2 separate regions of the Homo sapiens genome follow, and region 1 is linked to region 2. A link is an interaction called in ENCODE POLR2A ChIA-PET data of the cell type or tissue named here. Cell type or tissue: OCI-LY7. All regions are shown on one strand. Each heading gives the region's core, and the rest is flanking DNA. Links, peaks and the distances in the headings are about the cores only.

Region 1 (16,293 bases), core at 3,502-11,501, 57 kb before region 2:
CAGCCAGTGGCCATTCCATTGTTCTGTCATTACTCAGCCAAAAACTTTGCAGGCATCCTTGACTCCTCACTTACCACACTACATCCAACCCATTCACAAGTCCTGTCCATTCTACCTTCAGCATGTCTCGAATCCAACTGCTTTCACCACCTCCACCAGCTTCAATCAGGTTCAGATCTCTACCACATCTCACCTGAATTATTCCAAGAGCCTTCTAGCTGGTAGCCTGCTTCCACCCCTGCCCCCTTATAGTCTATTCCCAACAAAGGAGTCTGAGAGATATTTTAGGTCACATTATGTGACTTTTCTGCCTCACTGGCTTCTCATTTAGAATAAAAATCAAATGCCTACACCCCCAACCTCTTTCCTTACCACTTTCTTCCCTCTTATCCCTCTCCAGCCACAGTGATCTACTCAGTGTTCCTTGAACCTGGCAGGAGAATCCTTTGTATATAGCATTTTCTCTTCTTACAACATTTTTTCTCACGGATAAATGTCCTTCTCTAACTTTCTGTAGGTTTCTGCTCAAATGCTTCCTTATCCCTGAGGCTTTCCCTGATCACCCTCTATAAAAATGGGGTGGGTGCACACACCTTCACTTTTTGTACATTACAAAAACTATAACAGGATTCTTGACTGATTTTGTATATTCGTAACAGTGTGCAGTACATAAAAATCCTTTTTTAAAATTGCTGAACTAATCCATATTTATCACCATCTGACATACTCTAGATTTCTCTTCCTGCTGGAATGAAAACTTCAAGAACATAGAATAGCGCCTGGCGCCCAGTAATTGCTCAGTAAATACTCAGTGAATATAAATGATCTACTCTGAACTTTTAGTGTGTTCCTTTTTACTAAAAGCTTAATAGTAAAAGACCACATCTTAATCAAAGGTTGTTACTTACCACCCTCTTTTGGCAGTTCTATTAGCAAATGTCCAAGGTGATTTTTTAAAGACATGTAAATAAATCGTTTTACCTCTTTTCATGCAAATAGCGTAATTTTTCTTGCGAAAAAAAAAAAAATCACTTTTGAAAGTGAGCTGAAATGAAATCAGTTTTCTGTGGACCTGCAGCTTTCACTGACAAATGGGGGCGCTAAACCATTGCTGGTGGTATGAACATCCTGCTGTCAATCCAGCATCTATCTACTCTTCTATTGCTCCTTGCTTGCAAAGTGTAGAAATGCTTTGTAACCTGAGAGAAGCATTATAATTATTACCTTTTTGGGGCTCCCTGTGCCAGGCATATCGGCCTACACTGCGTAGGGCAGCAGTGAAGAGGGAGGACTGTTACAGATATAATTAAAGGCCAAACCACACATTGTCATATAGATTTTAATAGATTTTCTGATTAACTCATCACAGTAGTCGTTTTTACTGTAATGATATGCAGCTTTACTACACTAGTATAAATAAAAACAGATAAATACAGCTCTAGGCAACATTACAGATTAACTAAGCATTCTTCGTGAACCAAAACTGAAAACAATTAATTATTAAGAAGAAGAGATGCTGACACCCTTGCCCATTCTCATCATACCTTCTCAAAAAGGGTATTCAAACAAGGCGCTACACTTATTATATTGGTAAATTAATTTGCCAATTAGCCAGGCACAACAATTTCATGGTCTCCACTATTTCATTATTTTGGTTGAAAAGGAGACACACTTCAATGTATGAAAAAGAAAAATGGAACAGATAACACCAAAGAAAACCACTAAATGCATTAAAAATACGGCACTTTTCCTGTATTTTAGCAGTAAGATAGAAATACTAGGGATAGAAATATACCAAAAAACAAAATTAATGCTTTAATTAATATCCACCCTGAAATGTCAGTCTCTGAAGCAAGATGGGCAATTAAAGGAGGAGCAGAAATAAAAAAGGGAAATATGATAAAATAAACTCCATGTGAAGTTTTACGAAGCTATCTGCAAAGAAACCGATTTGTCCTTTGAAGGCTATTAACTCAGGACAATTAAGTTATCCAGCAGCCATGCTGAGGAGTTCATAGTCTAGCAATACGTTGCACACAGGCAAATACACTTAAGACGAGTTGGAGATATACAGAACTATCATTTAGAAATGATTTTACTCTGGATGGCTCAAAAAACTTTGAAAGGGCTATGAAGAAAACTTGAAGTCTGTCAAAGGAGAGAAGTAATAAGGAATAATTTTAGGCAGATAGCACAGCTAAGAATGTTTCCCAAAATCCCGAAAATTTTGCTCAACTTTCAATCCTCATTCTTATATGGCTTCATGATCTTATGTCTTCAGGATCTTACAGATCTTAATAGGTATACTATAATTAAGAACTAGGAAGTGAAGAATCACTTTCAAAATGTAAAAACAGCTCATTGCCAGTTGTGTTTCAGAAAATGTCTGTCTGGGCCAGGCGCAGTGGCCCACGCCTGTAATTCCACCACTTTGGGAGGCTCACGCAGGCAGATTGCTTGAGCTGAGGAGTTGAGACCAGCCTGGGCAGCATGGCAAAACCCCATCTCTACTAAAAATACAAAAAAATTAGCTGGGCATGGTGGCGTGTGCCCGTAGTGCCAGCTACTTGGGTGGCTGAGGCGGGAGTATCACTTGAGCCCAGGTGGTCAACGCTGCAGTGAGCCAAGACCATGCCCCACTGCACTCCAGCCAAAAAAAAAGAAAATGTCTGTTTGCAAAAATTTCATTTTCCTATCAAAAATGCATAATTACAGAATATTTAGCCCAGTCCTTTGAGTAAACTGCCTTTGCCAATTGTGAATTAAGGCTGTGATTAAAACAGACAATTCCAAAAACAAAAATCCCAAATATAATCCAGTGCATTTTCACTCATCCTGCAAAAAATGTTCAAACCATCACTGACCACTTCAAATATGGACGTAACCTAGCCCGAGATTCAAAGGTTATTTTCAGATTAAAATTTTAACTGCTATCTTTGCAATTCTATTGTTTTCACATTTTTGGTTTGATTTTTTTTTTAAGAAGGTATACACGAACTTTCGGTTTTATTCTCCAAAGTAATGTAGTTTTTCAACTTTCCAGTTAATGTAGTTTTTCAACTTTCCAGTTAATGGGTCAAAATGGACAGGTCAGAAGACATAATCCAGAGGATGGCAGTGAAAGATCAGAGAAAGGTTTATGTGCACACTGGATCACAGAGAGAGAACCACAACCTTTTTTTAAACCTTTGTTCCCACTGTAAACTTTGTTCATATCTCTGTATTTGTAAGTCTGAATTATTCTATAAAAATCACATTAAAAAGGTAAAATTACTTAAGTGCAATATTAACTGATCTGTATTTTATAAATTTTAATCCATAAAAATATAAATAAGAATGGTAAATTTTTAAGAAAAAAAATATACATTTAGTGCAAGTTATGAATTACATTTCTTCTTCAGTGTCAGCCATGAGATATCTTGAGAAAAGAAAAGAATGACTGATCTAATTTCAATTTTAAAAATTCCAGTGTTTTAACATGCAATTAATACCAGATACAGCTAATCAGAATACTTCCTTCTCTTTACTGTCAAAGCAGCAGCATTTTATTTAATTATGCTCAACAGCACTTGTATATCATAGTAGTAGTTTTAGAAATAGAAAATTTGCATAAGACCCGGTCACATTATCCATAAAGTCTGAGAGGAAAACAAAAAAGAAAACTTTATCCTTTAAAACCAAGCTTCATTGTTTTCGGTTTTGAGCCACACGGCACACAATGAGAGATTTCGTTCTCGCTTCCTTCGAGACTTTACCTGTTTGATGAGCCTTTGTTGTGGTGCATGTGTACTGTTCCAAGCATTTAGTGATGGTACAAACTACATGGTTAATGGCACAAGAAACACTCCCTTCTTGTGATGAAACCTCAGTAAAATCACAGTACATCTCAATATGAGAAAGGACTGCTTCAAAAGGATACACCGATTTAAAGAGGCTTTGTTACAGCTCAGTAGAGAGAGAGAGAGAGAGAGAGAGAGAGAGAGAAATAAAGGCTCTTCTGGAATGTAGAAAGGTAATGCTTAACTATACAATTCATGAATTAAACAGAACAGTTTTGATTAAAAAAAAGGGCAAGACCTTGCAGTTTTATAGATGGCTCAATTCAAAGTAATCCCTCTAGAAATAGGGACTGATAATGTGTCTTTGCAATGTTGGAGCAACAGGCCAGGTGCTCGAGGACTCTGCTGTCATCTCTGTTGAGGCGCAAGCCTGCACTATCAGGCACATCCTCAGCTGAATGCATCCAGTGCAGAACAATAGGAGTTGATACGCTGCTTTCTGTTAGACGGGAAATACCTCACTCCTTTCCTTCTCTCTCCTTTCCCTCCCCAAACAACTCCTCCATTCCACCAGCATTATTTGCAAACCATGTTGCAAAAACCCGGCTTTTATATTTCCTTTCTTTTTTTGTAAAGGAGGAAAAAAAAGTAGATGACTCCCTCAGGTTAAAGAGTTGTGCTATTCAACAAATAAACTTCCTCTTCCGTTTCTTCTCTCTCCTCATCTGTGAGATTCAGTTGAACATTATTGAAGCGGGGTCTTGGTTTGCCGTCTGGGCCATATGCCGGAGGATATCTTTTTTTGTTATAATGCCAAGGAGGCGCCTGAAAGGAATAAACAGAAGACTCCTATGAAATAAAAGGGAAAATAAAAGGAGAAGCTAAATCTATAGCTAAATCCTTTTTGTTGACAGGAATAGAGCAAAGCAAGCAGCCTGATTTTGTATTTCCAAAAAGTACTTTATTGGTAAAGATATTAAAATTATCCAGCAACCATCCTTTGGTATAAAAAGTTACTATGGTCACTAATAGTATGACAGCCTTTCCACCGAGAGTCTGAGGACTGCATGCCTCAATGAAGCAGAGCTATTTTGATTAATGTATGCCAACAAAAAAGTAACAAAAACTGGATGGATGTATGACTAGGAAATGATACTGATCCCATTTGAGAAGGAAAATTGATTTCCATCACATGAAGAGAGCAGTAAAATGATGACCAAATCCTCTCAATATTTTCTCTTTTTCATTTATTTATTTATTTATTTTTTGAGACAGAGTCTCGCTCTGTAGCCCAGGCTGGAGTGCAGTGGCGCGATCTCAGCTCACTGCAACCTCCGCCTCCTGGGTCCCCGGTTCAAGCAATTCTCCTGCCTCAGCTTCCCAAGTAGCTGGGATTACAGGCATGTGCCACCATGCCCCAATTATTTTCAGTAGAGACAGGGTTTCACCATGTTGGCCAGAATGGGCTTCAACTCCTGACCTTGTGATCCACCCGTCCCGGCCTCCCAAAGTGCTGGGGATTACAGGCGTGAGCCACTGCACCCAGCCACTTTCCCTTTTTTAACCAAAATTAACCAATTTTTCAAAGATAATTTAAGGATTGCCCACTTGTATCAGAATCTTCATGAAAGCACATACTATTAAGATAAAATGCATATAAAATGGTCAGCACAGAACGTCAATCCCAAACATCAGAGCCCCAAGAACAAATCTATAAAAGAATCCAAGTTTCTAGGACACTTATCAATGTTTTCCTTTTTTTGATTTAGGCCAGGAAAGTTAAGATACAGTGCTTTTATGAAAGTCTTAGTTGTTAATGCTTACATTAAAAGATAGGTGAAAAATCAGAAGGCAGTCCTAAAAGATTATTATAGGTGAAGCAGAAAGCAGAATGAATGAGTAGCTACGATAATATTCTGGTTAGTAGTTTTTTAAAAAAGGATGCATGAAACACTTGTGAAATATTAGCATACACACAGGAATACATAATCAGTTGTGCACTTAAGCAAACTGGGACAGGTTTCATACAGGTATGACAATTGCAGGGCAAAATAATTTCGGGCATTAATTGCTAAAGCCAGACATTTTTTATGTTATGCAGTAAGATAATTCAAATTTGTAGTCATGAAACCACTAGGACATAAAGCCAGTTAAAATGAATGCATTTGACTCTAAAAGCTGCTTATAGCGTTCCAGAAACATCATACAAAAGGGGCACACACATAATCTAGGTACAATTCACTAATGAGATGGCAGGACACACACTGTGACTTTGAAGATATGCAGGGTATAGCAGAAAAAGAACTAATGCTATGATCACAAATAATATACACATTACACTCTAGTTAGTGTGCCCATTAAAAAATCCATTTAACTGTAAGCAGTTCTAATTGCTAAGCTCCTTTAAAATCCTTTAGGAGCTTAGATTTACCATAAGACTACCACAAGATCGGGAAACATTTAAAAAAAAAAAAAAGGGCTTGCGGGGATGGGTCAGACATTTTTAACCAGTCAGGTGTCTTCTGAGACCGGTGTATCCACTGAGGTAGACAGATTTGCCATATTCACTTTAAGAATGTCCAATAATATTCACTTATTCCACTACCAAACTGTTTACAGTTCTGAAATTGTAATGAATGATTTGATGAGAGATGTTAACTTTTGCTTACTTTCTATAAATGGGATTTTACACATATCTAAATTTATCTTACAGACACATTTTATCAGATACAAATGTAATTGGCAGCATAGTAGGATATTTTTGTTCAGCAGATATCTGGGAAAGACAGAACTCAACAGTTCACAAGTTTCATGCTTCCTGACTTCTAAGGTGTCTAATGAGGAGATCTGATATATCTAATCACCAAGGGTTCGACGTGCTGCTTTAGTTGCTCGAGATGCTCTAATATGTTCTTCTTTGTGATGATCCCCAAGACAATCCTGAAACAGATTATTATGCTAATAACTGTGTGAGAAATTAAATTAAAAGAGTTTCCAATCATAATGATAAAGAATGAGAGAAAAAATAAAAACATGAACCATAAGAATGAGTCTCATGAACTTTAGAAAATAAAAACAAAATGATTTAAAGTTCCAGGTTCCTTTTGCATAAATTCTACTGACTTTCAAAAGTGACACAATACTAATCTTCAATATTGGTGGGTTATTTTTCTTTTTAAAGTAAAAATAATAATTATGAAAGTTTGGAATGAAGATGACTACAAAGCAAAGTACAAAAGAAACTTAATATTGATACATAGCTATAGACCTCTGATATGTAGAGTTTCATTTACAATGTTCTTTCCTCAGAGGAAAATATTTTTCTAATTTCTATGATGTCACAACACAGCAGTTATCATCTGGATCTACCTTGGTGAAAAGGTAGCAAAAGGCTGTGAGGAGACTTAAAAACTCCCGTGGATTTTACTATAATTTCAAATTAAAATTAAAGGCAATGTGCACTAAATAAATAATGCTGACCAAAAGAAACACTCCCTAATGTTCAGGAGCTGTGACTGCCACTTCTTAAAGTAAGCTAATAAAATGTATTTATGATTAGGGATTAAAAGGACTTTCACTTTGTGCATTTTTTTCTAAATAACAATTGTTTCTCATTTAGCATGTCACTGTTATCACATCAAGCAAAGTGATGGACATAAATTCTCATAATGAGGATACATGAAAATAATTAGATTGCTAATTAAAACAAAACTATGGTTACTGGTTTTATAATGGAAATTAATGTGGCAATATAAACAGTGAAAATAAAAAAACCTTAAAAAAACTTTAATCTTTAAATTCTGGAAGCCCATCCAAAATACCCTTCAGGATGACTGGACATTTCCTTGATGATCTCATTAAGTCAACCTCCCTGTTAAACTGCCTTTGAACATTCAGACTTGAAGGATGTCACTAGGAGACTTCAAAGTAGCCTGTTCCTATAGCTACGTCCAGGTGTAAAATAGTTACTTAGCTTGATGGCTGGGGTGGGAGGTGGGGGAGCAGGAGGATAGAGAATGGGAATGACAGAAATGGGTTCTCTGCTCATGTTTTCTCATTATTATGTTAAAAATAATGTATCGATCCTTAAAAGTTCTCAGAGCATGGGAGCAACTTCCCCCTCCAAAAAAGCTCAGAAAATGCACTATATATAATGAACATTCACTCATTCAATAGATGTTCTTCATTGACTAAACATTTGAGATTTCTTTTTTTTAAGCCATCAATTCATTTGATTTTATTGTTGTAGTCAGGAAATGTGAAAATCTTGGCAATTAATTAAATATAATACCAATTGAATTCTTACTCATGCTTTTCTATCCAATTATACAGAATGATTAATTTCAGTTAGTATCATCTATATTGGTAAACTCTGCCAAATCACAAAATATACTGTGAGGAAGGTTACAAATGTATAACGACCCAGTGGCAAATTTAGAATTTTACACAGTAATCTCTGTATTTATAAAGTAAAAACCCTAAAAGATGGAGAAACACACATTAATGGAGAAGAGCGATTTGAGCATAATAAAGTCAGAGTGCTGCTTTAGTAATTTTACAGAGTGGAAGGAAAATCAACGCAAAATGTGGCTCATATAAAACATTATTTGCTGTTTCCTTTTGGGCTAAAAACTAATGATGTAAGAGTTAACAGGGCATAACCCAGCATTTCCAAAGCATGTTCCAAGAAACACCAGTTCCCATGAGTTCTACTATATCCTTCCCTGCAACCCAAAAATAGTTGCATTTTCAAACAAGTCTGGAAAACCATGTATCCTATTACCCATCCCCTCATCTGGGAATCAAAGAATATCAACATATTATAAGTTCTGAGGAGTTCCATAGTAAAGAAACCTCAATTGTATTTAATCCAATACTTTCCAAACTTAGACAGTCACAAAATGTTTTTTCTGAGTCACTCCTATTAACATCCTGCTAATTCCACCAAGATTAACTGATTTTGAAAAATTCTGCAGTTAAAATATAAAGTGCAGAAAACCAATAGCTAATTGAAATTTTTATAATTTACAAACATCTTTCCCTTTCATCTATTCTTTTTCTCCTTGCACCTAAGGTTCCAGATTTGTTATCTTCCTCCAAATAACTATTTTCCACTTCTAAAAATGCAGTATGAACTACACATCAATGATAGCTATGCAGAACTTCATGGTCTCCTTTAAAAACCAGAAGATATCATTTCTTTTCTGGGTTTTAAATAATTTAAGTGAGAAAAAAAACACCCGACTTCCTAATACACTTCAAACAAAACAAAAAGTCCCATGAGCCACTTCCCTAAATGATCTCTTTTCTCCCCATATATGTATCAATTTATTTTCCTTGACAGACAGAAATAAGGAAAATATGATGAAAGCAATTTAATATATTCCCTTAGAAGAAAGTCCAACCCCTTTTTTCATATGAACAGGCAGGACCAGACAAAATTTTAATTAGCTATCCACCCCTCGCTCTATACACTTCGTTATTTTTACACTTTCTTTTAAATATTTTCCTTTCTAATATCTATGCTGCCAAATACCTGGGAATTAATCAACAAACTGAAATATGAAAATTAATCCCTAACAGTTCTGTGTTCATAGTTAACCATAACTCAACAGAATAACATTTATATTTGTCAGTACACAAAAGAAAAAGCCATGCCAGGAACAGAAAACAACTTGAAGCAAATAATAGTTTGTAACAACTCAGCTTAGGTTCCAGTTGAGCCATTTAACAAATAAAAGGGCTCAAGGACTAGCAAAGCTTTATGAAAAGTTGCCCCATTTAACTAGTACTGAGTTTTTAAACTTAATGAAGTCGGTGCCATCATTTAATCAAACAATATTACACAAAGACAAATAGTAACAATAATAACTTATGAATACATCTCTTCTCCAATCAGTATCTAAATTATTAGAATTTAATAATTCTAAACTCCCTGCCTTTAAGGGCTTTATCTCTTTAATGATTTACTTCATATTCCTAAAGAGTTATTTTAATTAGCGCAGTGAAAAACACTAAACATAGATCTAATTCTCTAGTTTCATATTTCTATTCTTAACTCAATCTAATATATTGGCCAAGAAAATGTTTTAGTAGTTTAAGAAATCACAAAGAAAGAGGATTTCTATCAGTCACTTACAGTGCAAAATAGTAGCAAGAGGCTGGGTTTTAAAGTAGGAAAGACAGTCTGATTCCTTGAACCATGACTTGTTCACCACATGACTTTGGGCAAATTATTAAAGCTTCTTGAGCTTTAATTACTACATCTGTAAAGTAGGGCTATAACTACCTACTTTGCAGAGGTCCTGCAAAGTTAAATGAGAAAATATGAAGGTGTTCAATAAACAAATTTCCTTCCTTTCTGTTCTTTTTCTCTCCTTTCTCTGGACAGGAGTCATGTATTCTGTCACCAATGTGTTTTCTACAACATGTTAAAAAAAAAAAACAACAAAAAACTGCTATGATTCTCTGTTTAGAATTTCAACCAGCTTTACGCTGTTCAGGATTAGCCATCCAGTTTATGCATAATCCAAGAATACCCTCTGTTTTTTGGTATTTGCCTTCGGATAAAACAACATTCTTAAGTTCAACAAGAAAGAATATATAGTGGAAATGAAGGGTCCTAAAGAAAGAAGTGTGGAGAAACAGATCCCAGGTCCAGGAAAAGAGAGCAGTGGTGACGAAGTAGTGTATTTGCTAAATCAATTCTGTGCATTAAGGTCTCCACAACCCCCGTGACATCTGTTTCTTTCCTATATTCCTGTCAATGGAGAAACACTGGCAGTTCATGTGTAAAAGGTGGAAAAATAAATTATCAATGTATACATTTTAAATACATGAGTATTTATTTGTCCTTAGCAGTTATATAAATATAAAAGATTTGTGTATAGAGAAAGGTAGACAAAAGGAAACAAAGCATTTGTTAAAGGAGATTTTTAGCTCATTTACAAATTTCATTTAAGTATATATTCTTTCCTTCATTACATGATAAATCAAATATTGGCTGAAAGAGTAAATAGCAAAATATCTAGAAACTTATTATTGTACTAGAAATTTATATACTAAAAATGAAACATTTACAAAAATAAAACAGGTTTTTGCAGTGCTCCATGCAGGTTAGGTCCACTCTTCCCTAGGAAAAGAAGCACTCTAAGCTCAACATGCTTTCATGCTGGAGATCTTTCAGCACCTCTTTTCCAACTTTGAGGTATTATTTACAAATGTCACTGTTTGGCAAAGAGCAGGCAGATGACATCTTTCTTATTCCTTAGTAAATGTGAAATTTGATTGACTGATCCTATATTTGTGACTATACCATAGGACAGACTTTCCCACCTGGGAGCTGACTCACATGCTCCCCTAATAACTATATAGATTCCACTAAAAAGGATCCTATATTCTAGCAAGTGAACTGATTCCTGTGGTACCAGACTTACCCATTGTGAGTTACAAGGCACTGCCTCAGTCCCAGCTTTCGGAAAATATCCACCACGATCTCCATTGGGGTGTGGTCTGTCACTGTAAAAGGGCTCATGTCAAGAATGCTTCGAAGCTTCAATGGCCGAGGACTTTCTGCTGGAAGAGATGGGGTGTGCTGTGCAAAACACACCCGAGAACTGCCAACGATACCTTCTTGTTTTTTCCTGGCACTTTCTGAAAAGAGAGAGAAGAGACCAACACTTTTAAACTGATAGATTTTTAAGTAGGCAACCTGTTTATTCAGAGATAAAAAAAATTAATGTATCCTATGACTTCTGATCCCTTCATTTTTTCCTATCTTCTCCTTAACCAAGAAAGGAGTCAACTGAAAAGCCATTTAGCAATTGTTTATATTTGATTGAATTAGAAGTCAACAATAATATATCATCTTCATGGAAAGAAATTATTTTTTGGTAAAGTTATATCATCGTACAATTTTCTTTACTGAAGCTGTTTTCTAACTTGGGGGCTAAGGAAGTGGGTTTGGAATACGGGATTTTAAAACCTGCACAAATTCTGAGCGCAGTTTATTATAGGAATCCATTATCAAATGAAACCTGCCTCTGCTGAATGTTACTTATTCTGCACTGGAGGTGGCACTAAAGAGAGTTTCATTCTTGCTTTGACTATGCTGTGTCCTCCATCCCTATGAATTAGCTGGTTCTTTTTCTTTTCTCATGTTAAAGTATAATTTTCTAGAAAAGTCATGAACATTACAGATGAGATGAAAGTACAATTATGCTCATAATGCACACAGACTGATATTGGGGGGTTGTTTTATTCATAAAGGCTTTGTTAATTTCTCCTCTCCAGTGTGCTCTGCTTCAAGTTCTTCTGTCCTGCTGCCTACTTCCACTCCACCGTTGAAAGAACTAAAAAAAAAATCTGAATGAAACTGCTGATAAAAAAAAAATGCTAGACAAGAAGTGGCAAAGATGGAGAAAAGTTCAGAGATCACACAAGACGGAGAAGGAAACTCAATGGAGAGAATCTGAAAATAAAATAGTCATTCAGCTTTATGTTTCTACTTTGAGTTAGTATTAAAACTGAGTATATACAGATATGATATTTGTTATAGTGAAAATATTTTGGCCGGCCATGGTGGCTCAGGCTTGTAATCCTAACACTTTGGGAGGCCGAGGCAGGAGTATCACATGAGCCCTAAAGTTCAAGACCAGCCTTGGCAACATAGGGAAACCTTGCTTCTACAAAAAAAAAAAAAAAAAAAAAATCGGCCAAGCATGCTGGTGGTCCCAAGTAATTGGGAGGCTGAGGTGGAAAGATCACTTGAGCCCGGAAGGTCAGGGCTGCAGTCAGCCATGATCATACCACCACACTCCAGCCTGGGTGACAAAGCAAGACTCTGTCGCAAAAAGAAAAAAAAATATATTTTTTGAATACAAATTTTACTACAAAAACATTTAAGCCATAATAAGCATCAGTCCTAAATTGAGAAGCAGATATTACTGCAAACACTGCACTGCTTTTTACTCCTTTTGAACACTACAGCCTTCTTAACTATGTTCTAACACATTTGAGTAGGAGGGCACTAAGTAAAGCCCCAGCAACTAGTACTTACTCAACCACCTTAAAAGCATGATCAGGCCAGGCGCAGTGGCTCACGTCTGTAATCCCAGCACTTTGGGAGGCCAAGGTGGGCAGATCAACTGAGGTCAGGAGTTCGAGACCAGCCTGGCCAACATGGTGAAACCCTGTCTCTACTAAAAATACAAAATTAGCTGGCACGGTGGCACATGCCTGTAATCCCAGCTGAGGCAGGAGAATCGCTTGAACCCAGGAGGCGGAGGTTGCAGTGAGCTGAGGCCGCGCCATTGCACTCCAGCCCAGGCAACAAGAGTGAAACTCCGTCTCAAAAATAAAAAAAGCATGATCATGGCATAGAAAAGAAGTCCATTAGCAATTGACATAAATGATTTTTGAAAAATACCCATTAAGTTGCTTTTAGCTCATAACAATCTAACAACTGAATGGTGTCTGACAACTGAATAGTGGAGTGTAAAAACTACCAGAAGTATCATTAATGGATTCACAAAATAAAAAGATGTAAAGTGTGACATCAATAGTATAAAATGTGGACGGGGGAGTAAAACTCTGTAGTTTTTGTAAGCAACTGAAGTTAAGTTGTTATAAGAAATATATAGTCAAATTCATAACGCTCTAAAACTGCAATAGGGTTTGTAAATCATTTCTAACTCTAGTATAAAAGTTGAAAGACAAAAGAATTAAAAATAACTACAGCAGGCCAGATACAGTGGCACACGTCTCTAATCTCATGTGCTCCGGAGGTTGAGGAGGGGATTGCTGAAGCCCAGGAGTTCAAGTCTACCCTGGGCAACATAGAAGACCTCATCTCTAAAACAGTAATAACTATAGCTAAAATAATTCATTAATAGATATACAAAATAAAAAGACATGAAGTGTGACATTAAATAGAATAACATTCTGAATTAAAACTAACCCCAATTATCAATCTTAAACACCGACAAAATAACAAACACTGTATCAATGAAATTATACTGATTGTTTAAACATTTAATGACAAAATATGTAATTTTAGAAATGTTTAAAAAATTATTTAATGGAATGTTTCTCTTATATACAAAGTACCAGAAGTGAACATTCAATCTCTTTGACTTAAATTTGTCATTTAAAAAAATAACACTTTTCGCCAGGTGTGGTGGCTCACACTTGTAATCCCAGCACTTCAGGAGGCTGAGGCAGGTGGATCGTTTGAGCCCAGGAGCTTGAAACCAGCCTGGGCAACATGGCAAAACCTTGCCTATACAAGAAATACAAAAATTAGCCAGTCATGGTGGCGCATGCCTGTAGTCCTAGCTAATTAGGAGAGTGAAGTGGGAGGATCACCGGATGCCAGGGAAGTCGAGGATCAAGTAAGCCAAGATCGTGCCACTGCATTCCAGCCTGAGAAACAGGGTGAGATGCTGTCTCAAAAAAATAAATCACTTTTATTCTTTCATTTCATTTGGAAACTGCTAAGGAGAGGGATTTTAGATATTCTCCCCACACACACAAAAAATCTGAGTTAATTAGCCTGATTTAACCATTCCACAATATATACATCACATAAACATACATACAATTTTTATCAATTAAAAATAAATAAAATTTAAAAAACAAGTATTACTTTTACATAAATACAGTTTTTGTTTGTTTGTTTGTTTTAGAGACAGGGTCTCACTCTGGACTCTAGAGTCCCAGGGATCCTCCTGCATCAGCGTTCCCAGTAGCTAGGAATACAGGTGGCACCACCACACCCAGACAATTTTTTTTTTTTGGTAGAGACAAAGGTCTTGCTATGTTACCCAAGCTGGTCTTGATCTCCTGGTGCCAAACAAACCTCCCACCCTGGCCTCCCATTTAAAAATATTTTTGATGCTACTCATTCAAGGGCCTTTTAAATAAGGAACATTACAATTTTCATTTTCTTCATTTTTTAAAAAATATTTTTAGTGCTATTCATTCAAGGGCCTCTGAAACAGAGAACAACATTACAGTTTTCATTTGCTGATATAATTCAGGCTTTTTTTTTTTTTGAGACAGGGTTTTGCTCTTCGCCCAGGCTGGAGTGCAGTGGTGGGGCTTACTGCAATCTCCACCTCCCAGGTTCAAGTGATTCTCCTGCCTCAGCCTCCCAAGTAGCTGGAATTATAGGCATGCGTCACCACACCCATGTATTTTTTTTGTATTTTAGTAGAGGCGGGATTTCACCACATTGGCCAGGCTGGTCTCAAACTCCTGGCCTCAAGTGATCCACCTGCTTCAGCTTCCCAAAGTGCTGGGATTACAGGCATGAGCCACCACGCCCAGCCTCAGACTTTTTTTTTTTTTAAAGTCTCAGCATTCCTGTTGAAATGGCCTTAATCTGAGACATCTCATTTGAATTTAATATTTTACAACATTCTGCTTTAGTATGAAACAGGAGAATCTATCTAGTTTAGCATATGTCAACCATCTTATTTTATGAGACAGCATGGAAATTTTTTCATCCTTCAATAAAGTATTTATCATTATATATATCAATTATATGTATTATATGATGTAACTATATATAACACATACATTTTTAATTTATATACAGATCTGTACACTAGGTTTTCTATATATATAATGTAATTATGTTAATATTTATATAATTAATTATAAATTAACATTTACGTACATAATTTTCATATATAGATATGTTTTTTTATAGAGGATATAGAAATATATATCTCTCCCATATAAAAGTTACATATATAAACATATATATGTAATTTTAAATTTATATATATATATAAAACTTAATATACAGGTCTGTTTTTCCCAGTTAAAAATTTAAAACTTTACAAAAACATACACGGTAAAACATTTAAGGTGTGCTTAGAAAGTCATGTGACTAACATTTCTGATGACATGGCTTGGCACCTCACCTACAGAAAGTACCCTCATTCCCTTAAACCAACATTATGTCCTATCTCAATATTCTCTCTCTCAAGACAGTAACAAAACTTTAAAAAACACATCCACACAATCAGTGGGATAATGAATAGTTCTTAATTTCCACACTTTAAAAACATGCCTGGCCTTTTCCCCTTAAATTTCTATGTAAATACCGAAATTCTGACCTCCTTTTTCTTTTCTTTGGCTGGCTACTAGTAAAAACTAGAGAATGGGAATCTTAAACAATGAAATTCTTTTGACTGGGTCTAGCCATGGTAATGGCTAAAAAACTAAAATGCTTGAACGGAGCCAAGCATGACAAAATACTATGTCATCAGCTCTGGCAACTACTATTGTATTAGCTAAGTAAAATTTAGAATGATGGGAATGCTAGGCCTTGAAAAATCCAAAGCTGTAGCCTGTTCCCAAACTGAACAGGGTGTTCTCTGTAGGATCTTTTTTCTTTTCCTTTCTTTTTTCTCTCTCTGCTTAATGGTTCTTACAAATTAAAGAGTTTCCAGTTTGATTTGAGAAACACTCCCCCACATACACTGTCTGGTCTTGTGCCATTCAA
Region 2 (16,293 bases), core at 3,954-11,953:
AGGCAGGTGGATCACGAGGTCAGGAGTTCAAGAGCAGCCTGGCCAATATGGTGAAACCCCATCTCTACTAAAAAAAATCAGGCGGGCATAGTGGCATATGCCTGTAGTCCCAGCTACTCGGGAAGCTGAGGCAGCAGAATCACTTGAACCCTGGAGGTGGAGGTTGCAGTGAGTGGAGGTTGTGCCACTGCACTCCAACCTGGGCGACAGAGCGAGATCCATCTCAAAAAAAAAAAGAAAAAAAAGTCTTAAAAATTTGGACAATGAGTTCTTCTACAACTGTATATTGAGCAAAAATCCTGTATTTTTAACAGATAACTTAATTCATTATGCCTGGTATGGACACAGAAACAAATTCCTAAAATGCATCATTCATGCATCTCATAGTTCAGGTATTACCAATACTGAAATACCTCCAGCAAGCAGGAAAAATTATCCAATCGATGAACTAAAACTGGCTTGCAACTTTCTTGTAAAAATAACTCTACTAAGAAGATTGTTTTGCCTTATTTTAGTTTTTCCAGAGACAGGGAACTTTATAAAGATCAAGCATACCTATGGAATACAAATCCATTATTTCCTAATATGTGTAATCTAAACATAAAGACTTAAATTTACCTGTAGGAAAATTACTTAAAATTATTCATTATTCTTTTTCCAACTGAGTAACAGCGGTTAAAAAGAAAAAAAAAAGGATTCATTATTCTTTAAAGAAATATTTTTTCTAGTGAGGAAAGAATAGTCTTTTGAATAAATGATGCTGGGACAACTGGCTATTCACGTGCAAAAGAATGAAACCGTACCCCTACCTCACACCATATATAAAAATTAGCTAAAAATGGATCCTAGATCTAAAGAGCTAAAATTATAAAATACAGGAGTAAATTTTTGTGATCCTGAGTTAGGCAGGTTTTTTAGATATGACATCAATGCAAAAGGGACAAAAATAAAAAAAATAGATAAACTGAACTACATCAGAATTAAAATAATCTTTCCCATGTAGAGGCCACTGTTATCTAGCTCATGTCTAATAATAACAGTAAGAACAGCTAATTTTAATTAACTTAATGTGTACCAGACATTGTTCTCAGGACATTACATATATTAGTTCATATAATCCTCACAACAACACAATGTGACAGATATTATTATCTCCACTTTATAAATTTGGAAAACAAGGTGTCAAGAGTTAAACAGGCCCAAGGTCACACCGCTAGCAAGTAGTAGAACAGGGATTCAAACTCTAGCACTTTGATTCTCAAGTCACTAAAATAATTTCATTGTTGGTTTACATGTATACTTTAAGAAATGTGGACAACCTTCTCTCAGAGTAGGTTAAGAACTATTACGTGATGCCTTCTCCCAAACACATATGTATATGCACTTAGCCTTTGGACAATAAATACAATCTTACCCTTCACCATCACCATCCCTCTTTGCCTTTGGTTGCAGTCCACTTTTTCCCATATTATTTAAAATGCTGCAATAGAAAATTGCAGAAGTGGTGAGCACTGCTTTGCTCCCAGCACTCACATCCTTATGCTTTAGCAGAAGTTTACGATAGTAATGCATCCCCATTCTTACCCTCAGTTGTTCCCGACATCTTATGCCACAGGGTGTACCTTTACCCCAGGTGTACTTACAAACAGGTTTTCAAACTTTTTCTTAGCTTTTGAAATGTTTTTCAAACATGAAGTGGAGAAATGTTTCTCACTGACATAGTATATAGATATGTACTTAAATAAAACCAAAGTTTAGTAAACAATGCTTACTCTTACTACTTGGTATATACTGATATTTTATTTTGTTTTTTTAATCTTTCCTTTTAAAATACTGGTCACAAGTCAACTGGTTTCATGATCAACATGTTAAAACTTGAAGTTTGACAAACACTGAACTAGAAAAATATAGGCATTAATAAAATTGTCTGCTTTCCCAAAAATACAAATATAATTTTACCCACAAGCTTTCCACATATATTTGCTGAACTGAACTTAAAAAAAAAAAAACAACACAACCTTAATTGCTGCGCCTTAAACTGAGCTTATTAGTAAATATCACAGTGACACTGGCAGGAGCCTAAGCCTTTTCTCAAAGGGGTTTATCCAAATAATAGTTTTACATGAAAAATGATGCATATAGTTATTTAAAAAGAGTTACTTATTACCTCTGTGATCAATCTCCAAAGATGTGAAATGGTGATCCTCGTCATTTAAGTTCATAATGCAGATTACTGTTACATAAGACACACATAAAACATATGAACCTTTTTAAAAAAATTATGGAAGGAAGAGGCAGAAATCCAAAATACTATGTATTCCTTCACAACCTATTTGCTTCTGTATGTTAAGAGCAGGAAGTCTAGCCCCAGATGGTTTTTTTTTTTCTCTCTCTGTGACCCTACTGATAAGAAATGGCCATCCTGGTAAGGGATGGGAAAGTAAACGTTCTAAGTTGATAGTGGAAGTTCCAGAATGTTAGCAGACTCCAAATCAAAGATTAAAAAGGTAATGGCAAGAATAGTGCCTCACATTTAGCAGGTGGTCAATTAAATGTCTACTGGGTAAATAAATAGCAAAAAAGAAGCATACGCTATTAAAATTTGTTCAGCCATTCAGTCATATTTAACTGTCTAAACTGCAAAGACTTGCAAGTTAATGCCAAATCTCAAAGAAGTTTACCAAAGATACACAACCAGGCAGCAGCAATACTAAGCCCATTACTCAATTCACTGTTTTCTTTTCTGTTCTGTTGCCACCTCAAAATAAAAAGCCACATCCTTAGTTAGAGATGATAAGGTGGATATTAAGACATCTGTGTAATTGGAAACAAGTTCCACATTCAATTATTATGTCTGCAAATATGATGAGCTGTACAATACATGAATAAAAAGGTTTATAAAATTTGCTAAATTTCATATTTCATAAATTTATAAAATTTGTTAGAGAAACTAGAGTAAATCCATTTTATGACCTAATTAAAGTTGCAAAGGGCTACAAAGAAACTAGAAATTAAACATATGTTAACTTAAAAACAAGAAACAAAACCTTAAAGTTCAATTTAAACTACCAGTCTCCTGCATAAACGCAAAGCAGAAACCTCGATGCTGGGAAAATAGCCAAAATTACAAACTTAATCAATGCGGCAGGAAATCTGTTCACACTCGGAAATCTTGATACAAAGCATTTCTGACAAGCCATGAGATGGCATAAAATTAACCATACTAAAGTGTCAGCTATTTTTAGAAAATCAAGCTAGAGGTAGTAATATGAACCAGATTTTATTGAAGATTTGAAATTCAGATACTGTGGGAAAAGTACATTTAAAAACAGGCTTTGTTTTATACTACTGTTGTAGAAACAAGGAGTTTCTGACACCAAATAAAGAATCTTTAGTTGTTCCTTTAATTTACAGACACTTAGATGGATTAATTTTTAAGAAGAGGTTTAATTTTCTAGTTGGATAAAATATTAGGGCCAATAAAAATATAATAAGTATCTGAATCCTAAAATCATTTTACAAAGAGCCTGCAGAATGTCCCTCTGGCAATAAGAATATCATATAACACCTGGATTTTCAAATAATGTGCAAAAAATGATACTTTTCAAAGGGAAGAAAAAGGAACAAACCTCTATTATAATAGAAACCCAAAAAAGCTTTATTTAGATACACTGCTGAGCTAATGAATGTCAAGAAATAATTTCAGGGAGAAACTTGAAAAAATAAGACCCCAAACTTTTATTTCAATGGCAAAGCGACACTTTTTGTGGTTTAAGCCCATCATTAGTCCTCTAGGATCTGCCACTCTTCCAACTTCCACCTTTCTACACTACCCTCTCTACTGACTCACAACAAAGCTGCCTTTGTTGTATCAAAACTAATCCAAGAGCAACACACTAGGCATTTCCTCCTGTTATCGCATTTACTCATTTTATTATATCCACCAGGAATGCCCTATTGAGTCCCCTGTGTATGTGAGAACAGTCTACTTTGATAACACTTGTCAAAAGCAGACTAATCTGTTCTTGGGACTTTGGGGGAAGAAGAGATTTCTATCATTTCTATCGTTCACTAGAAATTTACTAACTTCCACAGGATTCTGTCTGTGTTTAAACTTCTTATGCTTCTACCAGACTTAAAACACAAGTTACTATGAAGATACGTGTAGAGAGAAGCAGTTTAGCCTCATGATTAAAGTATGAGCCAAATATCTGGATGGAATTCTGACTTTTCCTTAACAATTCCTTACCTCAGTCTTGTCAACTAGAAAATGGGGATTATAACAGTACCTACTTCATAAACTTGTGATGAGGATTTAAATAATTTCATACACATAAAGCACTTAGAACAAGCCAGGCACAGTGGCTCGCACCTGTAATCTCAGCTACTTGGGAGGCCAAGGCAGGAGGGTTGCTTGAGCCCAGGAGTTGGAGACCAGCCTGGACAACATAGTGAGACTCTCCCTAAAAAAAAAAAAAATTTTGTTTTTTAAATTAGCCAGGCAAGGTGTTGCAAGCCTGCAGTCCCAGGTACCAAGGAGGGTGAGACGGAGGATCTAAGCCCAGTAGTTCAAGGCTGCATTTGCTATAATCACTCCACTGCACTCCAGCCTGGGTGAAAAAGTGATACCTCTCTCTTAAGAAAACAACAACAACAACAACAACAACAACAACAAAAAAACCCACTTAGGACAGTATCCAGCTAACAGGAAATTCTAATAAATATTAACTATTATTAATATTACTATTTTTATAATTCTCCACAGCACCTAGGAGTGCCATATGTGTGTGTATATGTATATATATATATACACATATACGCACACACACACATATATATACACACACACACACACACACACACATATATGCTCACTCTGAATGAAACAATTAAATATTTAAATAATTGTTAAAGGCCCCTCATGGAGTAAATGGAGGCTCAGGCCCAAAAGATCAAATCCATTATAAAGGGTTGGTAGAAGAAAGAAATTTGACCTCTAAAACTACTTAAACATCTTGAACAAATTAAGAAGAAAAAGTGTAAAACTAACAGTCCAGATAAGCCAAGTCTTTTTTCCTGATAAAAAAGGAAGAGACATTTTGAGAGAGCTTGATTGTTTCTATATAGGAAATCTACCCCTAAAGATGGCTATTTCTGAAATGTCATCTTAATTTCTAATCTATCAATAGTATATCAAACTAATTCTAATTTGAATCTACTTATACTTCCAGACTTGACATTATTTACTTAAATAGGAAGCTTCACCATTTACCATCTCGCCTTGAAAAGTAGTATTAAATTCAATTTACTCAACAAAGGTAATCCTTGGCTATAGCACTCAGGGATTTACTAAACAGATCCATGTTTACTTTATTGATATCCTTCACAATTTTATACTTTATCTGCCTCTTCACTATCAGGCTGAAGATCAATTTTAATCATTATAGTTTTGTTCTTCCTCACAGGGAAGCTGATTCAGTTTTTTCGATTTGTTAGCTGCCTGTCTCCATCAATTCCATTGTGTTGACCCATGGCTACAACAGGTCATAAATTATGGACAAAAAATAACATCTTACGCATAGACACTAGGATACTACAGTATGTTTGAGGTAATACAGTACAGTCACGAAAGCCTAATAACTGACTTATCTCTACTACACATACACAATGTTACTTTCAAATAACAATGACTTATATTAATAGAATAAGTCTCATCAAGGGATAAAGAACCTATTTGAGCTGCCAAGAGTGGGACTGATTTAGATCCTAAGCAAGATTCTTAAAGGATTATTTATGAAAGTATAATAGAAATAAAAAGCTTACGTTTAGGTAATATCAGTAACCATGCCTACTCTCACATAAGTTTTGACTTATTTCTTATTATTTGCATATTTTACACTAAGACAGTCCATAAGTAAGTTCTGTCAAAGACTGTTAAGCTTCACAAAAGGAATTTAAATTTCTGAAGCCCAGGTATTCTGATCTATCATCATTAACAACCAAATGTTGTAATAGCATGAGGAAAATACAGTCTGTCTTGTTTTACAGTTTAATTACTGATTAGCAAATAATGTGACATTTGAACAGTCACTATTCATTCACCTTGCTTCCTGTTTAAAGAACTCCTTACCAGAAAACTGATAATCAGAACATAGGAAATAGAAGAATTTATGATCGTAACATTAAGAAAAAAAATTTAAAAAGCTCTGGGTGGTGTGATTACAAGAAATTATTTTCTTCTTTATGCTTTTAGATATTTCTTCCAAATGTTCTAACATATACATATACACATATATCAAAATTTTATTAAGAAGGTAACTCTGTAAGAGAAAGCACAATGTATGTAACATGATCCTTACACAGCTTTTCTCAAAATGTAAAAAGCAAGTTTTTACTAACTACAGAATACTGCAAGATAAATAATGCTACAACTGTTCAGACCCTAAAATAGTGTGTAGCAGACACAATGCAACCAACAGACATTTGTTGAATACATTATAATGTTTAAATTATAGTGGAACTTAATACTAAAAAAAAAGTGTTATCAGAACACAAAGTATATTTTAAATAAAGCAGGCTAATTATATTAGAAAAACATTATTACTTCCTTATATACTTACAAATAAAAGTTTGGGTTAAATCATAAGGTGAGTTTATAATATCATGCAGTAATTCAAACTAATGTGGCTCAAAAATGAAGTCACATAAGCTAAGAGATTTTTCTTGAAGTTCAATTTTTTTCTAGGACAACAAATGTCGACCAGTCTGTTTTTCGAATAAGCAATTAAACAAAAATGAAAAAAAGGGTAGTAATTAACATGCAATTAATTTTAAGGAGACTGAGGAAGTGCCTGCCAAAAGATTTACAGGCATGCTGGGTGCTCTTCTGCTTTTCACAAACCAATATTATTTTTTCTGACATTTAGTCAAATGTGTTTTATCATATCAAATTTCACAAGATACCTGTGGAAGACAATGTAGTATGTTACTCAGCCGAAATACATATTAAATAAAAAGTATTAATATAGAAATTATTCATCTTTACTATCATTTTAAAATGTTCTAAAATGTAGGTAAAGCTTTTGCTATAAATTTACTTTGTGGTGTAAAATCTACATGGTAATTGGCAGCAGCTAAAATATAATGGTACATAGGCACCTGATTTCTCTGTGTAAATTAAAGGAAATGTAAGTTTTCTGAAGGAAGAAAAACATTACTTTTTAGATGCCAACCAACACGACTTTAGTTGGCTGTAAAAGCAGATTAATTCATTTTCAGAGTTAGAAAGAAGATTTTCATGCAGAAGATGGAGTCGGAGCCCGACGTGATCTGAAGCAGTACTAATCTGCACAGAGAAAACAATCAGGGATGGCTACACAACCATTCAGAAGGTTGCATTTTCCCCTTACTAACAACCCAGGGCAACTAAACAACGTACTGCAGTATTTAAAGGACAAACGAGAACCAGTTTAAGCTAGAGGACCGCCCAGCCGCATGCAAAACATACCAACAGAGAATTCACAGCAAGGGGATAGTATTACCTCTTTTATGTAATTCCCTCAGGGGAATACTGTCTCCTCCCCCGTCATAAGGCAAATAAGGGTCGGAAGAAGCATCCATGATTAGAATTTTTAAATAGAAGAAGAAAAAGAAAAAGAAAAAGCTTGCTAGCTTAAAAAGAAAGTGACATTTCTTCCATCCCTGCTGCAGCAAGCAAGGGAGATGCCATATTTGATGAGGTTAAAACTGTAGTTCGACTCGCTGAAGCAACTGGGTTCTTCCACAGTGGATGATGTCATCAAAGGGAAATTATTGCAGCCTGGTTGCTAGTGGCTACAATCTAGCAAGGCTTAGAGGCGGCACAGCCTTCTTAATCAGGTCCTGCTACGTATGACAATGACTAAGCTCCAAGTACAACACACAAAACTGGTTTGAGAATTTTGAAACACTCACAATACAGCTTCGGTAGCATCAGTGGTAACTACAGTAAAACAATAGAAACATTATTTCTTTTGGTTTTAAGATAAATATAAAGGGGAAAAAGTAATACAGAGATGTAAAAAGGAAATTTTGAATGCAGACAATGCCCTTTTTCATTTCTAATGTAGAAAAATGAGAGCAGCACTCTAGTAAGTTTGTGTGGTTTTACGAGAGAATGTACTAGTTTTATACAGTAATGTCATGTGAGTCATAGCCATAAAAAAACTACAATATGCCAAAGGTTTCTCAAGAAACTTGGTTCTAAGTCTATTAAAAATAAAAAAAAAATACTCTATAATACAGCAGCCTTTCATTGAGGATTTAAAAACCGAATAACTGAAGAGTTGAATAGTGTTTTATCCCACTCACCAATCTCCTCCAGCGGCTTCTTGTTTCCTTTCTTGAAGGAACTAGCTAGTAAGACATTGTAGCTTTTGAGGAGAAAGAAAACTATCAACGTACTAAGTAACTTTACTATTGTATGTGTCTAAACTACGCAAAAAAGAGGTTTACTAAGCAGAGGGCTTTCCTATCTCTACTAGCTTCCTATTTTATCTCATAAGGGTTTTGTGTTTTTAACTTTTAGCAAAAATGTGTCTCAAAGTGAGGTACTCAACTGTTCTAGAAATTGTTATAAAATTCAGAAATTGTCTCTTTAATAGAAATTTTTATGAAGTTCAGAAATAAAGCAACTTTCTTGTTTAAAACTGTCATTAAAAACAAAAACAAAAACCGCACAATGCTTATTGAAGATCAGAGTTCAATATTTTATAGCTACCTCTGAGAGGATTCCTCTAGACTGGGAGATTCTCCTCCTGAAATGCCTGTTACACAGTGTCACTAAACAACAACAACAACAAAAGGTGTTGTTCATTAGAAGCAATTCCACAGAACTCAAGGGTTCTATAAAATTTGTTTTCCTAAAGTATTGAATGAGACAATCTCTAAGGTCCACTCGAACTGAAAGTGTTTACATGAAAATTGGAGGTGAGAGAAGGAAAGAGAAAACTCAGAGGGCAGTAAAGAGAAGAGAGAAATTCTCTTCAATTTGTGGAGTACTAAATTTTACTTATTTAGGGTCTTTTTAAAAAACTGTATAGGTTAAATCAAGTTTTTATATTTTAAATCTCAGATAAACAGAGCTTCTTATAAAATCTCACCTGAAATTTGGGAGACAGGGTTCCAGGAAAGGAATATAGACTAGAATTACTGCCACAGGAATATTCTATCTTATCCTGATTCTAGCTATTAAAATTTTTGATAGGATAGTAGGTGATTTTTTTCTTTATTTTCTGTATTTTTCAAATATTCTTGGCAATTTTTTCTCCTATGCTCCTTCCTGCACACTGAGCCAATAGTTTTTTTAAACAAGGAAAGCTTTGACAAAGGCTAACTGTACTAAATTAGCTCAATGTAAATTTGGGAGTGTGTGGTTCTTTTATATGTTTTACCACCATATAATTTTTCTAAATATATAATTGTATGGCATTTATAAAGGATTTTGTTTTTATACCATTCATGTTCTTATATGTCTTTACATAAAAAATGAAAATCTATCCACAAGTTTTCCCGGTATTTGTAGGCACTCTCTTAACTTGTTTTTCCTGATCTACAACTTGATCATAAAGAATGAAAATGACAGTCAGCACTCACTGATGGGGGAAATCCTCCCGGTAAAATAAATACTGACAATGCTTCATATTGTAAAAGTTTTGTAGCCATATTTGAATTATTTTTAAAGATAAACAATTGTGTGTATATATAATATATATCTATATAATTATATTTGTATAGAATTAAGTTTAGAATAAAACACATCAAGCCCTTAGCAATTGTTATCACTGAGACATAAGGTAGAGAGGTTGAGGAGTACATTCAGTGTTTATATAATTCCACACTGTTTAAACAAATATATTACTTTTGTAATAATAAACCTAAAAATCTTTAAAACTTCAGAAGTAAACACATCTCTTGTGTTTATGGGGTCCACAACTGCCACTTTCTTAAAGTAAAAGAATCAGTACACAGGTTAAGTCCAATCACAATTTAGAAAAGCACAAGGTAGACTGGAAGATGTGGCAAAAGAGGACTTTGACACATAAGAGGACTTTGATAGAGACTTTTTATTACCATATTAACAAACTGAATTACAGTCAGGGTGGAGCCCAGATAGAGAGAGAGCAGAAGACAAATTCAAGAATTCCTAGGCATAGCTCTGGAAAAATGCTCAGGATGAATTCTAAAGAACCAAAATCACAAGTAGCACACATGAAGCCATCAAAATTCAAAAGGAGAAGTTATTTTTACTTTCGAACGCACCCTCCACTGTAATCTCAACTTGATGTGGAAATCTGGATAAATCACAACCTCTCTGGGATGTCTCTGTATCTACAAACCAGGAAGGCAGAATAGATGATAATAATATTTTAAGAGTTCTACCTTTAAGCCGCCCCTTGTAACAGTAATGATCTGAGAAATCTACAATATTAGAAGTACTTAAATTTTAAAACAATAAAAATAAATTTTAAACAATTTTTTGCCTTTAAATCTACCAACTTATAGAAAATACAGGAGCAGAGAAACATGTTAAATTATAGCTCAAAAATGTAATCAGGAAAAAACCAAACTAGGAAACAAATGACCTGTTTTCTTCAACAAATACAATTTAGTAAGGAAAAAGGGAGAGAGGGAAACCTACAGAATTTTTTTTAAAAAGACTTAAAAGATACAGCAATACAATTTTTTAAGAAACAATTGGGGAAATGGGAAACACAAGATATTTGATTTTAAGGAATTATTCATATTTTAAAATAATGACCTTTAAAAGAATCTTAATCTTTTAGAAATACACAATATACATGTATATCTACCTACCTATATAAATGACACAATGTTTCAGATTACAACATAATTGAGGGAGTAGAAATGAAACAAAATTGGCTATGAATTGATAATTAATTAAAGTAAGTGACCAGGATGAAAAGGTACACAATATTCTTCTCCATATGTTTCCATGTTTTAAAATTTCTTCCATAATGAAAAGATTTTTTATTTGTATTTATTATTTTAGAGACAGGGTCTCACTCCAACGTCCAGGCTGTAGTACAGTGGCATGATCATAGCTCACTGAAGCTTCGACCCCCTAGCTCAAGTGATCCTCTCACCTCAGCCTCCCCAATAGCAGGGAATACACACGTGTGTGCCACCATGCCTGGCTAATTTTTTAATTTCTTTTTTTGTAGAGATAGGTCTTACAACGTTGTCCAGGCCCACCCAACACTGTCCACTGCACCAAGCCAAAAAGATTTTTAAAAGAATGCTTATAAATAAAACCACTTACATGAGATAAACATTAATAAAAAATTACAACCTTTACCCCTCTAATTAATAGAAGCAGGTTAAAAACTGTAGTTTACAATCCATCAGTATGGTTGTAATATGGTTTGGATCTGTATCCTCACCCAAATCTCATGTTGCATTGTAATCCCCAATGTTGGAGGCGGGGCCTGGAGGGAGGTAACTGGATCATGGTGTGGAGCCTACATGAAAGGTTTAGCACCATCCACTTGGTGCTATCTCATTATAGAGTACTCATGAGATCTGGTTCTTTAAAAGTGTGTAGCACCTCCCTCACTGCCCTCCTTGCTTTTGCTCTGGCCATGTAAGACATGCTAGCTTCTCCTTCATCTTCCGCCATGAATGTAAGTTTCCTGAGGCCTCCCCAGAAGACGCTATGCTTCGCGTACAGCGTGCAGAACTGTGAGCCAATTACATCTCTTTTCTTTATAAATTACCCAGTCTCACGTATTTCTTTATAGCATCATGAGAAGGGACTAATACAGGCTGCTTTAAGTTTACATTTGGACACACTATATGGCACTAAACCTTAACTTGCATTGTCAGTCATTCTCCGAATCAAAATGCATCAGAGAAAAAAAAAAAAGATACAGCAAAGCTTTTCTGGGGGACAATCAATAAACTACACAATTAGTTGTAAAGTTATTGAAGCCCTAAAGAAAGAAGAGGTGGAAATTCTTAAAACTGACAAGCCAGAAAATAAATGGAAAAAACAAAATGGTTTTATAATATTCATACCTCATAAACATAAGAAGTTTTAGTTTCCAATATAGCTATCCGGTTACCCAAATAACATATCACAGGAATAAAAATATGAAGAGTTTGCTTTCACAGACATCACACAATTGGCCCAGGCATGGCGGCTCATGCCTATAATCCCTGCACTCTGGAGGCTGAGGCAGGAGGATCACTTGAAGCCAGGAGTTCAAGACCAGACTGGGTAACATAGGGAGATTCCCAGATTCCCGTCTCTACAAAAAATTTATAAAAATGAGCTGGACATAGTGGCACATGCCTGCGGTCCTAGCTACGCAGGAGGCTGAAGTAGGAGGATCACTTGGGCCCTGGAGGTCAAGGCTGCAATGAGTCATGATTGCACTACTGCACTTTGGCCTGGGCAATAGAGCAAGACCCCATCTTAGAAACAAAAACAAAAAACATCACACGATGATCAATTTTTCAAAATCAGAACCAAAACCGGCAAACCTGTTTTAATGCCTAAACAATTCCTTTTGAAGGAGTTTCTCAAATATTCAGGCATGAACATAAGCTAATATAAAGACTAAGCAAAAAAAGATTTTAAGAGTTCTAAATTTTAGAAATATTTAAATCCAAATATGCCACTATTTACCTTAAGTGGAACCAAACTAAATGTTCCAATTAGAAAATAAATGCTACCTAATTGGATTTGAAAGTTCAACTATACAGTTCAAGAGTTTCAACAAAACAAACAGATGCAGAAAGACTGAAAGTAAAGAGGATAAAAACAGTATAATATGCAAACTCTAATCCAAAGAATATTGGGAGTTATATTAATATCAAAGTAGATTGTAAGATAAAAAACTATAATTAGAAATAGAGTTATTTAAAAAATAAAAGTGGTTCAATTCACCAGGAAGATATAACCTAATAACATAAGATCAAAGTATATAAAGCAAAAATTGACAGAATGACAAGAAGCAGTAGATAAATGTGCAAATACAGTGAAAATTTTTAAAATACTTAATAGAAACAAACAAGGAGAATAATCAGTAAAGAAACAGAGTATTTTCATAGATTAACAAACTTTACCTAATGGACATGGAGAGAACACCATAACTGAAAACTTCACATTATGTATTCTTATAGCATACATGGAACATTTACAAAAGTTGACTTTTTTTCTGGGCCACAATGCAAGTTGCAAAAAATTTCAACACACTGTAATTACATAATGCATATTCCCGGACCGCGATGCAATAATGTTATAAATAATTAAAAACAGCCAGAAATTCCTCATGTGTTGGAAATTATAAACTGAACTTCTAAATAACCTATAGCCCAAAGTAGACTCATTATAAACGTTAAAAATGATTTTTAAATAGTGATAATAAAAAAGGCATATGGCATAGAAATAAAACAGTATCTGAAAAAAAATTTATAGCTTTAAATGCACTTAAAGGCAAGTTAACTGAGGAGCTAACCATCCAGTTCAAGAAATTAGAAAAAAAACTCATCAAAATAAACTCAAAGAAAGTAGAAGATCAGAAATTAATGAAACAGAAAAGAAATACATAATAGAAAAGAACAAAAAAGGCAAACCAATTCATTGGAAAAACTAACTATTGATAAATCTACAGTGACACAGATTAAGATGGGGGAGGGCAAGGGGAGAGAAAGGAGAACAAGAGAGAGGAAGAAGGGAAAGGAGGAGGGAAGGAGAGGAGGGAATAGGAGAAAGGAAAGGAGACGGAGAAGAATTGGGAAAAAGAGAAGAAAAAGACACACAACCATTATCAGGATGAAAAACCAATAGTACAAAATGGGGAGTCTAGAAATAGGCCCTCCTATATATAATGAGCCCTTCATATATGTATCAGAGGTGGCACTGTACAAGAGTGGGTAAAAAATTGTTTTCTAGTAATTGATGTTGGGACAACTGGCTATCTGATATGGTTTGGTTGTTTTGTCCCCTCCAAATCTCATGTTGAAATGCGATTTCCAGTGTTAGAAGTGGGCTTAGTGGGTGTTTGTTTCATGGAGGTGGACCCTTCATGAATGGCTTGGTGCCCTCACCATGATAATGAGTGAGTTCTTGCTCTGTTAGTTCACAACAAAGCTGGTTGTTTAAAGGAGCCTGGCATCTCTCTCATGCTGCCTCTCTCACCATGTGACACGCCTGCTTCCACTTCAGCTTCTATCATGATTGGAAGCTTCCTGAGGCCCTCACCAGACAGAAGCAAATGCCAGCACTATGCTTCCTATACAGCCTGCACGACCTCTTTTCTTTCCTTTTTTTTTTTTTTTTTTTTTGAGACGGAGTCTCACTCTGTCACCCAGCCTGGAATGCGGTGGCATGATCTAGGCTCACTGCAACCTCCACCCTCCGGGTTCAAGTGATTCTCCTGCCTCAGCCTCCTGAGTAGGTGGGATTACAGGCGCCCACCACCACGCCTGACTAATTTTTTGTATTTTTAGTAGAGACAGGGTTTTATCATATTGGCCAGGCTGGTTTCTAATTCTTGACCTCAGGTGATCCACCCACATGGGCCTCCCAAAGTGCAGGGATTACAGGCTTGAGCCACCGCACCCAGCCAACCTCTTTTCTTTATAAATTGTCCGGCCTCAAGTATTCCTTTACAGCAATGCAAAACAGACTAACACACTATCTATATGAGAAAAAAATGAATACACTCTAACACATACACACACACACACATATACAAATCAGATGACTACACAACTAAATGTAAACGGCAAAGCTCTTACAAAATAATATAGAAAAATGTCTTCATAACATCAGGGTAGGGACGTTTTTTAAAATTAAGACACAAAAAGCCTTGGCCATAAAGCAAAAGATTAACACATAGGACCACATTACAACTAAGAATATTTGTTCATAATTTGTCCATTAGAAGAGTGAAATGCACTCCATAGAAGATAGCTGTAACACATTTATCCAACAAAAAGTTTGTGTCTAGAAAATAAAGAACTTCTACAAATCTGTAAGATAGACACTCCAATAGAAAAATGAGTAAATGACCCAAACTGGTACTCTGAAAAGGATTTCCAAATAGACATGAAAAGATGCTACATCTCTTTGACTACAAAGAAAATGCAAATTTAAACCACAATCAAAATCCATACATAGCTAGCACACTGACAAAATTAAAAGTGTGACAATATCAAGTGGTTAGTGAACATGAAGCAATGGAAGCTCTCATACATTCTTGGTCTGAATGTATACTGAAACACTACTGGGGAAAACATGACCTATGACCCAACAAGTTCACATCCAGGACAAATAAAATTTGTGCACCTAAGGACCTAAGTACCACACAAGTACATGCATAATATTCAAAGTAGCATTGTTAGTAACCACCAAAACCTGTTAGGAGCTTCAAGATCCATCAAAAGTAAAATGAATAGGTAAACTGTAGTAAATTCATTTTTTAAAAAATGATATATAATAGTTTAGAGCAACCACACAGCTACTACCTGCAACAACATGCCTGATTCTTGAAAGCCACATTGTGTGAAACCAAGAAACAAAGACATATACACTATATGATTCCATTTACTTAACTTTCAAAAACAGGCAATCCTAAATTATATACTTCTTTTTTCAACACACCATTTCTGGCTTGAATGAATTATATTCTTAAGGATGCATACCTAGATGAGCAAACCACAAAGTAAAGCAAGAAAGTGATTAGACAAAGAGAAAATAGTATTTACCTTCAGAGGGAAAGGAAGGGTTGTGATTAGGAACGTACACAGGAGGCTTCTGGAATATGGTTATGCTTTATTGTCTTAACCTCAGTGGGCTACAAAGATGCTTGCTTTGTAATAACTAATTAAACTACACAATTACGTTTTATGCATTTTCTGATGTGTTATGTCACAATTCAAAAGTCTTTAAGTTAAAAACATATCCTAAGTATCTCTAATTCTATTAATATCTAATGTGGATTTCTTCTTTTTTTCCCTACCTAAACCCTTCTAGTTTAATCTTATTTACAGTCTCAATCAGTTGTAGGTAACAAATTTCATAAGCATCTAAACTGACTTCAATGTGTTCTAAGGTGCTGGTTTTTCCAAGGAATTTCCTCTGTATTTCAGAACTGTGTAAAATAGGTCCATAGACTTATTATTTTATGTATAATCAATCTTCTGTATCCAGGGATTCTACATCTGTGGTTTCCACATATGTGGATTCAACCAACTATGGCTTGAAAATATTTAGGAAAAAAATGG

What was found. ChIA-PET counts read pairs that join two places held together with the same protein. Peaks named below come from ENCODE experiments on the same cell type or tissue, not always from the same donor. Only the 100,000 strongest peaks of a DNase experiment are listed, where the experiment ranks them.
Region 1: POLR2A ChIA-PET joins it to region 2 with 12 read pairs; 4 of 35 experiments call an interaction of 5 or more read pairs at or near these places.

Annotation. Positions count from the first base shown.
Region 1 is chr4:169,708,218-169,724,510 of GRCh38, reverse strand. It overlaps CLCN3 (chloride voltage-gated channel 3), which reads right to left. Exons shown (of 13, transcript NM_001829.4): 12 at 11,216-11,432; 13 at 838-4,604. The coding sequence ends at 4,514. Among named protein-coding and RNA genes, the nearest start is that of HPF1, 42 kb to the left of the region's middle. In OCI-LY7, for the core only: no CTCF peak of the experiment used is centred there; no DNase peak of the experiment used is centred there.
Region 2 is chr4:169,651,697-169,667,989 of GRCh38, reverse strand. All of the region lies in intron 2 of CLCN3 (chloride voltage-gated channel 3), which reads right to left. Among named protein-coding and RNA genes, the nearest start is that of CLCN3, 39 kb to the right of the region's middle. RefSeq lists silencers at 3,758-4,052, 7,298-7,357 and enhancers at 7,658-7,757, 6,940-7,812. In OCI-LY7, for the core only: no CTCF peak of the experiment used is centred there; DNase peaks (open chromatin) are centred at 7,509 and 7,819; H3K4me3 peaks cover 2,296 bases; H3K27ac peaks cover 2,490 bases.